Regions from separate parts of the Mus musculus genome. Here region 1 is linked to region 2. Evidence: chromatin loops called from intact Hi-C (ENCODE). Cell type or tissue: heart. All regions are shown on one strand.

Region 1 (5,000 bases), 200 kb before region 2:
GTGGTACTCACTTGTAATACCAGCATTAGGGAGGCAGATGTAGGAGGATTAATAGTGTGGGTTTGTTTGTTTTTTTTTTTTTCTTTGTTTGTTTTTCAAGACAGGGGTTCTCTGTGTAGCCCTGGCTGTCCTGGAACTCAGTCTATAGACCAGGCTGGGTTTGAACTTATGGAGCTCCTCCTGCCTCTGTCTCCCAAGTGCTGGGTTTAGAGGCATGGGCCGCTGCAATTACATGGTACTGCAATTACATCCTTTTATGAAGTGGACACCAACACCCCTACTTCACAAAGGAACTAAGAGGTCAAGGACCCTGGTGTACAAATCACATCTGTTTGGCTCCAAAGTCCAGCCCTTGTTCCTGACCCTCCGCATGACCCAGCAGCTAAGCAGATCAGGCCGTCGTAACTCAAGTGAGTTAAATCTTTAATCGGAATGATGAGCTACGAGGAAGGAGGTGAGTTGCCAGCTAACGAAGACCAGAAGGGACCACACATGCAGGCATCTGCTTCCCTACAGCCTCCATTCCCTAAGAGTTCAGAGCTATGACTCTGAGATCCATTCCTTACAGGTGAAGCCCAATAGCTGTCATCATTCCATTTACCAGCTAAACCAACCAAGCCCACGGGAGACCTATATCTTGCACACCTTTCACTAAATAGGAAGACAAGCCAGGGATTCCTGGCCCAGAGGAGAGGACAGCGACACCCTAGGGAGTCACTGGGGCCACGGAGAGAGGTCCCTCCCTCCTGGCCGGTTCTATATGATGGACCTCAAGGACAATTTAGGGACTCAAGTTTTCCTATACATGGGAACAAGCGAATAGGAGGAGAGAGTTATCCTATTGGGTGGGGCCTGACAAGAGGATGTGGGGTGAAAAGCGGTATGTAAGGAAGATGAGGTAGCTAACTGGGTAAAGGCCCTTGCTGCCAAGCCTGTTGAAAAGAGAATCCACTCCCACATTTTGTCCTCTGATCACCACATGTATGAGAGCTCACATGGACATACTTATGTACGAACAAACAATGCTAAAAAAAAAAAAAAAAAAAAAAAAAAGTGGAAAGCTTTCATGTGGTAGGTCACACCCGGAATCTGAACACTCAGCAGGTGGATGCAGGTGACTTGTCAGACGCTTAAGGCCAGTCTGAGTAGAGGTGAATTCCAGTCTAGCCTGGGCTAAAAGTTAGCCACTGTCTCAAAGAAAGAAAAACAGGGGCTGGAGAGCCGGGCTCAGCCAGTAAGAGCATGGAGGTTTGGTCTTCACCCACATGGTGGCTCTCAAACATCTGTAACTCCATTCCTTTAGATCCCACATAGGGAGTAGCCAGCCCCGGGGTTCACAGACGTCTATACATGCAGGCAAAACATCCATACAAATATACATTTTAAAATAATTCTTTAAAAAGGGAAAACGCAGGGCTCAGTGGCTCATACCTTTAATCCCAGCGCTCTGGGAGGCAGAAGCAGGTGGATCTCTGAGGTCGAGGCCAGCCTGGTCTACAGAGCGAGTTCCAGGATTACACATGGGAACCCTGTCTCAAAAAACAAACGAGAAAAAAAAAAAAAACTACAAAACAACAACAACAAAAACAAAAAAAAACGGGGAAAACCGCCCGACATAGTGGCCAATAGTGAGATCATTACATAAGCCACTAGGTGGCGCTGGATGGGCAGATAACGACGCGGACATCCCTGAGTCTACGTGAAGCCAGTCTTTGGAAGTGTGGTCGGGAATTTCAGGATCACTGCAGGTCTGTGTGGCAGGAGATGGCCCCCATACGCGGTTAAACCCGACTGGTTCCTCCCCGCTCCTTTGCAAGGTCCCCTCAGTCCTACACACCTCTGATGCCATGTTGGGCGGTTCCTCCTCCTCCTGGAGCTTCTGTCTTACGAATCTGGAAGACAAGACCACACTGACCAACTCGGCTCGGGAGGTCTACGGGGCAGGGACGGAGTTGGGACACCTGCTCGGCTTGCAGGACGTGGGCAGCACTCAGCAAGCGCACCACAGACTTCGCGTTCCTTCTTGTTTGTTCCCTCTGTCCCACGTTCCCTGGACCTAGTGGATCAAGACACTCAGGGACCAGGTTACCTTCTGGTCTCTCCTGGCTTTTTCTGGTCCGGATGGCGTCCGCTGCCCCTCTGTCTTGTCCCCGCCTCCTGGAAGAGTAGAGCCAATTGGGAGAGGTGGGTGTGACTCATCAATCACGCTTATGGGCGGGACCACCTCTGGCTAAGCTACTAGCAGCAGGAAGAGGTGATTTCCAGGGAGTCAGCACTAGTTGTACTGAGGTTCAAGCACACAAAACCTTTGCTGAGGTGAAGACAGACGACAGGTTTGTCATCCCTGCAGCACCCGGGAGGCTGAGGCAGGAAGATTGCTGGAGGTTCCAGGCCTGGGTTGCAGATGAACCTGTTTCAAAACCGTTTCAGCACTTGGGAGGCAGAGGCCGGCCGGGGTGGGGAGTGGGGGGTAGGGGTAGGGGGCTTGGGGGTGGGCAACAGGGACTAAAGAGTGAGACCTTGTCTTAAAGTAGGGGGCAGAGGTAAATCATGCTAAATCAGGTATGGTTTTGTATGCCGGTTATACCAGTACTCTGGAGGCTGAGGCAAAAGGCTTGCTTCAGGTTCCAGGCCAATACAGACTACTAATGAAGCATGGTGGTATACGCCAGTAGTCCTGGCTTTCGGGAGATTGATGGAGGAGGGTCAGAAGTTCTAGGTCATCCTGAGCTGCATAAGCCAGCTCAAGGTAGCCTGGGTTATGGAATTAAAAAAAAAAAAAAAAAAAGAAAGAAAAAAAAAGGCTGGCAGTCAGGCTGTGGAAAGATATCTGCTAAATGCTAAGTTACCTGTGATAACTGTTAGCACATACCTGCGATCGCAGCAGTCGGGAGCCTGAGGTAGGAATGTCAAGACTTTGAATCCAGGGCTTAGAGAGATGGCTCAGCACAAGAGCTAGCCTTGAAAGGTTGGCCAGCTGAGTTCGATCCCTGGAAATCATATAGAAGGTCGGCTGTGGGACTCATCTGTGGTCTCAGTATTTCTACTCAAGACGGGCGAGAAGACTAGAGGAATGTGGGGGCCAGCTAGTCTGGAACTTGGAGCAGTGACAAATATAAGAGAGGCCCTGCCTCAATAAGGGGAAAGGCAAGAATGGACCCCAAAGGGTTGTTCTCCAACCTCTACACATGTTCTGTGGCAAGTGGTGCACACCTCCCCTCCCCCACCCCCAAATAAATGCCTACCTAAAGAAAAGATGGATCCAGTGAGGTGCCTCAATGGGTAAAGGTGCTTATTGTCAAATCTTACAATCTGATTTTGATCCCAGGACCCACATAGTGGAAAGAGAGAATGACTTCACCAAATTGTCCTCTACACTCTATGCATATGCATGATACATACACATGCATGCATACTACATACATAAATGTACAAAAAAAAAGGACAAACCTCCCCCCCAAAGTTGGGATGTAGTCCAGTTGGTATTCTTTAGAGAGTCTAGAAAGGGATTCTAACGGGCAATTGAGGGTTAAAACTCAGGGCTTCCTTCAGTCTATCACGTTCATTCTCAAAGCAGGAGGTCTGGGCTTACCTTGAATCAGCACAAGAACATGGCTGGAAGAGTGGGCAGCGGCCACTGTGGAGACCAGGTGTGTCATGATAGACCTCCAATCATGGAGGATGCGTGTATGTATGTGCATTATGTATGTGCCTGATACCAGTGGCAGTCAGAGGAGCACGTGGGCATCCATGGAACTGGAGTTACAGACGACAGTGAGCCTCTGTATTCGGCAAGCTGGAAACTGAAACTGGATTCTCTGCAAGAGCAACACATCCTCTTAACCCCGGAGCCATCCCTACAGCCCCTTATGGACTATGGACGTTTTTAATCACCAACAGACCAGAGATGCTAGAGATAGCCAAGATGGGACTGGGAACATTCGAGGAGCATGCTCAGTAGTTGCTAGAATGTCTGTATCACACAATGCAGGACTTTAATCAAACTTCCATGCCTTGTGTAGAAACAAGTTTTCAAAATCATGCCAAATAGACCTAGATTATAGTAAGTGCTTAAGAGTTCTGGTATGGTTGGGCGTGGTGGCGCATGCCTTTAATCCCAGCACTTGGGAGGCAGAGGCAGACAGATTTCTGAGTTCTTAGTTCAAGGCCAGCCTGGTCTACAGAGTGAGTTCCAGGACAGCCAGGGCTACACAGAGAAACCCTGTCTTGAAAAACCAAAAAAAAAAAAAAAAGAGTTCTGGAATGGCTCAGAAATAGAGCACTCGCTTAGAATCTATGAAATGAGAAGGGCATGGCTCAGCACTGGACACTCGTCTAGAATCACCCAGGGAGGATTTGGAGTTTGGCTTGGCATTAGAGTGCCTGTCAAAAGAAGCTGGTGGCATGTCTCAGAGTAGAGCCCTCTCAGAGCAAGAGGGAGTCTTAGTTCACTCTCACCCTGTGAGCGTCAGCCTAGGAAACCTCAAGCTCTGGTTTGTATCCAAAGAGCAGAGAAAGTTTAGGAAACCTTAGGAGAAGCCTTGGGATACAGTTGGTCGAGTGCTTGCTTAGCATGCATGAAGCTCAGGGCTTGAATCTTAATCCTGCTTAAAGCTAGCATAGTGGTTCATGCCTGGGATCTCAGCTGTCAGGGGGTGGAAGCTGGGTCAGGAGTTTCAGATCTATTCAGGTTTATCCTCACTTGCATAGGTGAGTTCATGGTGGGACTAGGCTATATGAGATCCTGTGTCAAATAACTGAAACAAATGAAAAATATTTAGGAGAGTTAACTAGAGCTCTCTCTCTCTCTCTCTCTCTTGGTTTTTCAAGACAAACCAAAGAGAGACTGGTTCCAAGGGCTGGAGGTGACATGTGTGTGCCAAGACACCTGGCAATATCTTGAATTCTAACATATTGTAGGCACTGTGTTAAATATTTTATATGGATAGCCTTTTTAAGTTCTCATGGAGCATATCTAGAAGGTGGCCCTGATAATCGCC
Region 2 (5,000 bases):
CTGCCTTTCTACCTGCTCCTTGCACTTATTCAAAACCAAAAGCATAGCAGTGGTAGCTCATTGTCTGGAATGAGAGCACACACATGCTGTGCACACACAGACATACACATGCAGATGTCTTCTATACGATTTCCCTGGAACTATTTGGCTTTGAGGTTCTGGAGGAGACAAGCATCAGAGTTCCACTTACACATTCTATGGGAAGCCATCATCCATTCTGGGTGAGGACTTTCCAGTGTAGTTGCTTTGAGGTCACTCACCCTGCTGGCAGTAACCTCTTGCCTATGCTCTGTAAGTAAGCCAGATACATTTACTGGCATTCCAGGGGGAACTTTGGTTTGTCACCGAGACCTTAGGAAAAGGGGATAAACATCGCATAGTCTTTACCTAAGGAGAAAATTCTCACAAATGTTCTCATGTCTCATGGCACACCTTTAATCCCAGCACTTATGGATCTTTGAGTTTGAGACCAGCTTGGGTCACATAGTGAGTTTTAAGTCAGCCAGGGATGGATTGAAAGACCTTATCTCTTTTGTTTGTTGGTTGGTTTGGTTTTTTTTTTTTTTTTCAAGACAGGCTTTGTTTAGCCCCAGCTTCCTGGAACTCATTCTGCAGACCAGGCTGGCCTCAAATGCAAAGATCTATCTGCCTCTGACTCTTGAATGCTGGGATCAAAGGACAACCTTCCCACTGCCCAGCAACCGTGTCTTTAAAGAACAACAAAAAAAGTCAAGACCAGACAAATGGATAAGTGTAACTGATCTCCTGGGTTTTCAATAATCATGTACAAAGGTCAGTATTAATGTGGTTAGAGGAATTTAAAAAGGATAATATTTTGCTGCTTCTAAGGTCAGCTAGGTCCTTGGGGACTGAGACATGGCTTGAAATGAATTGTCCTGTTGTCCAGAAACGCGACAGATTCCCATCCAGTGGATCCTAGAGTCCCGTCTACAGAGAGGAGGGTGGTATTAGTGTGCTCAAACACCATGACTAAGGTAGTTGGCTCCTCATTGGGCTCCAGAGAGAACAGGAAGCCAGCTCTTGCCATCCACGAGACCCCTGTGTCAAAACAAAAAATTCCAACAAAAATAAACGAAAATCGTGTCCTCTTTACTATCTCACGCCATACACACCAAGACCTGCAGAAGCACTTCGGGACGGAACCGAGCAAGCTCACGGCAGTTCGCGAATGCGAGTGATAAATTTCAGGCAGCTCCGTGTATGCTTTTCCCATTTGCAAAACGAAGACAGTCTGCTTCTCCTCCTAACCCCGACCCCACCCGCCGCTCGCCCCGGAGCAATTCTGTCCCTTCCGCGCCGCCGTCGCGCGCGGGCGGGGTCAGAGGTCACGGCGGCGTTAGTGGTGACGTGGTTTTCTGCCTTCACCCGGAAAGCCCGGCGTTCGCAGCGCGCGGAGCCGGCGTCCCGTTGGCGCGCTCTGGCCTGGCTTCGGGTCGTCGCTTCGGCCCCGAGGAGCCGCTCGCTGTCTCCGGAGCGGCGGAGAGGATGGTGCGGGGCAGCCCGGGGCCCGCCGCGCGCCGCCGCGAGTGAACAGGGCCAGGCCGCGGGCGTCCGCGGGCTCGAGCCGCCAGTCTGCGGGGCGGTGAGTAGGAGACGGGGTCGTAATCGCGGGCGCATGGGCCGGGACCGGGGACCCTGAACCCGGGGCCCACGGCGTGCTGGGCGGATCGGTGCGCAGGCTCTCCCAGCCACCCCAGCTCCGTTCACTCCTCTATTAGCTGACCCGGTCCTGTTCCATCCTCCCGAGGCCTGCGGAGTCCTGCTCCCTCAGTCAAGGCTTGTATAGGTCGGCTGAATAAGGCTGCGTGGACCTACTAGCATCCTTTGCAAGTTTTAGAAAAAAAAATGATTGTTTTGGAAAATTATTTACATGATGTGTTTGTATTATCTTGTCTGCGCACGTGAGCGCAAATACCCACCGACTCCAGAAGAGGGCGTTGTGTCCTTAGACCCAGAGTTACACTCCATTGGTAGCTGCCTGATGATGGGGTTGCTGAGAACTTAACTCTGGTCCTCAGGAATAGCAGGTATTCTTAACCCCGTAGCCATCTTTCCAACTTCTCTGTGTGTGTGTGTGTGTGTGTGTGTGTGTGTGTGTGTGTGTGTGTGTGACAGAGAGAGAGAGAGAGAGAGAGAGAGAGAGAGAGTGAGAGTGAGAGAGTGAGTGTGAGTGTGTGTGTGTGTTCAGTTTTAGATTTGTGACTTGACTTTGGGTTGTCAAAAATGTATCCAAAAGAGGGTTTAATGCAGCCTTAACTGGCTAGGATTTCCCTATGTAGACAAGACCCACCTTCAACACCGATCTTCCCGATTCAGACTCCGTAGTTCAGAGATATAGGCGTGGGCCACACTGCCAAGGTTTCACAGTGTAATAACGGTATTGTTTTGGTTTTAATCTGAATCCTGGAGTCTGGGGTCTCCTGCAGCCTTAGATAGTCCAAACCCACGACTCAGTCGAGGCTGACCTTGATTCTCTTAGACTCCCTAGTGCTGCCGTTGGCAGGTGTGCACTGCCATGCCGGTTAAGCCCGGCTAAAACATAATTTTTTTTTTTTTTTAAAGACAGGTCCACTGTGTAGTTCAGGCTGGCCTCCAACTCTCTGTGTAGCTTGAAGTTGTGATCCTCCTGCCTCAGCCTCATATTGGGGTGTTGTTAGCTGTGTGGTACCAGGCCCTGTTCACAGAGTAGTGGTAGCCTGGTGGCAAGGCTAGTCAATACTGGGACAGGGGGGTGATTTCTTACCTGTCCCATAGTTGTATAATACAACAAATCACGGGAGGATTTCCACATACTGTAAGACACACAGCTTTAGTTCTGATGCAGAGAATCCAGAGCTGTGAGTTTAACATAATGGAAATAACCTGAAGCCATGTCACAGTTCTGGAACTCGTATTTTCCCAGGCTTCTGTCGTTGCCTTGTCTGAACATTCTCAGGAGCCCATGGTTTTAAAGCTTCGTGTTTCCTTTTGACCCTTCTTCCCTCTCTCATCTAGTGCTCTCCTCTTTACACACGAGCATTAGAGAAAACTGGGCCTGATTTGGGGGTGGGGTGGAGTGGTCGGGGATACAGAGCACAGTGCAAGGGTGGTGGACCTACAGGATGGTTTTTGTCAGTATGGGAAGTCTGTAGAATTCTAATTATGGGCCAGACCTAGTGGCACACGCCTGTGATCCCAGATCCTTGTGAGCTGCCACTGGAGCTGCCACCAGCCCAACCCAGGTGCCCTGGAAGATTAACTGAGCCTTCTTTCTATCCCCACAGAACTTTAGTTAGACAGCTAAAGTGTTTATTGAAGACGGTGTCTCCGATGATGTAGTTGGTGTGTTCGAGGCATGTGGAATTGATTGGTGGGAAGCCCTCTTGCTGGGCCTGGTGTTGTGTGATAGCACAGTGAGTTAAATGAGAGTCCTCTGCCACTTACATGTCTGCTTGTATCATTGTACATTACCTAAGCTGTATGCTGACACGGAGACTGATACCCACCTAACAGTGTCGGAGAGATTAAAATACCTACCAGGGTGTGCTAAGCAGTTGTTAGGGTGTCCACTACATGGCATATGTTAAGTAGTTATTTTCTCCTTAGCCTCGTATAATCTGGTTCTGCCACAATCCACAATTAACTCTTGTGAAAGAGAGTGTTGTTTGTTTGTTTTAAATTTATTTATTTTATGTGTCTTAGTACACTGTCCTGTTGCTGTCTTCAGACACCCCAGAAGAGGGCATCGGATCCCCTTACAGATGGTTGTGGGCCACCATGTGGCTGCTAGGAATTGAACTCAGGACCTCTGGAAGAGCAGTCAGTGCTCTTAACCCCTGAGCCATCTCTCCAGCCCTGAAAGAGTTTCTTATATTGGTTGGTTTTTTTTTTTTTTTGGTTTTTCGAGACAGGGTTTCTCTGTATAGCCCTGGCGAGTTTCTTATATTGTTACTGACATCTTTAATTTTCTTTTCTCTGAATTTTTGGTCATGGTATTTAGTTTGTATATGTGTATGTGCATACCATGGTATGCATATGGAGGTCAAAGGACACGTATTTGAAGTCAGCTCTTTCCTCCATCTGCTTATGGGTCCCAGGGAGCATATTTATAGGCCACTAGGGTTGCAAGTCAAACACCTTTACCCCTGAGTGATCTCAACAACCCTTTTTAATTTTTATTTATTTTAACAGATTTATTATTATACATGAGTACACTGTAGCTGACTTCAGATGCACTACAAGAGGGTGTCAGGTCTCATTATGAGTGGTTGTGAGCTACCATGTGGTTGCAGGGATTTGAACTCAGGACCTTTGGAAGAGCAGTCAGTGTTCTCTTACCCACTGAGCCATTTCACTAGCCCTTGTTTTTATATTTCACTATTTTAAATATTCCTAAGTCAAGCAACTCAGTAGTTGAGCCTTTTTTTTTTTTTAGCCGTGGTTAGGATTTTAGAAATGGAGTCGCAGAAAAGCACAGGTGTGCTTTGTGTGCTTTGTGACACTGTGGAGTGTCACAAAGCTGACCCATGTCCTTTCAAGTGACTGTGTTCTTAGAACTTGAGGATTGTTGGAGCTGCCTTTTACCTAAGTTGTCTGCAGTTTGGCTTGGTTCTGGTGGCAGTGAAGTAGTCTAGGTAGCAACTGGTGACCTGCATTCGTCTTTCTTCTGTGCTTGAGGAGTCAGAGTTTGACTCTCTATCTGGTGTCCCTCCCCTCAGTCCTTGGACTTCTCAGACGCCATTTCCCAGCCTTCATTTCTCACTACCTGGTTGGAATGAACTTTGGGGGAAGTGGCCAGCCACAGCACCTGCTTCTCACTCCCAACGGAATGCAATGCTTGCTTGCTTATTTGTTTGTTTTTCCAGACAGGGTTTCTCTGTGTAGCCCTGGCTATCCTGGAACTTGCTCTAGGCCAGGCTGAGCTTGAAATCACAGAGATCGGCCTCTGCCTCCTGAGTTTTGGGAGGTGTGTACCACTACCATCCAGCTTGCATTTTTAT

What was found. Peaks named below come from ENCODE experiments on the same cell type or tissue, not always from the same donor. Only the 100,000 strongest peaks of a DNase experiment are listed, where the experiment ranks them.
Region 1: it touches region 2 in a loop (2.2-fold over the local background); 3 of 42 quality-filtered maps call a loop at or near these places.

The regions. Positions count from the first base shown.
Region 1 is chr5:130,022,205-130,027,204 of GRCm38, forward strand. Asl (argininosuccinate lyase) reads right to left here and starts at 2,177. Exons shown (of 17, transcript NM_133768.5): 1 at 2,090-2,177; 2 at 1,838-1,892. The coding sequence starts at 1,849. Gm40334 (a long non-coding RNA gene) reads right to left here. Exons shown (of 3, transcript XR_868562.1): 2 at 3,593-3,818; 3 at 2,924-2,990. In heart, a CTCF peak has its summit at 1,646 (motif pointing right); a DNase peak (open chromatin) is centred at 2,187; H3K4me3 peaks cover 1,339 bases; H3K27ac peaks cover 995 bases; H3K27me3 peaks cover 298 bases.
Region 2 is chr5:130,220,970-130,225,969 of GRCm38, forward strand. It overlaps Tmem248 (transmembrane protein 248), which reads left to right and starts at 1,366. Exons shown (of 7, transcript NM_027854.1): 1 at 1,366-1,603. It overlaps Gm6598 (a long non-coding RNA gene), which reads right to left and starts at 2,897. Exons shown (of 2, transcript XR_377119.4): 1 at 2,765-2,897; 2 at 749-1,059. In heart, a CTCF peak has its summit at 1,954 (motif pointing right); a DNase peak (open chromatin) is centred at 1,332; H3K4me3 peaks cover 2,952 bases; H3K27ac peaks cover 2,065 bases.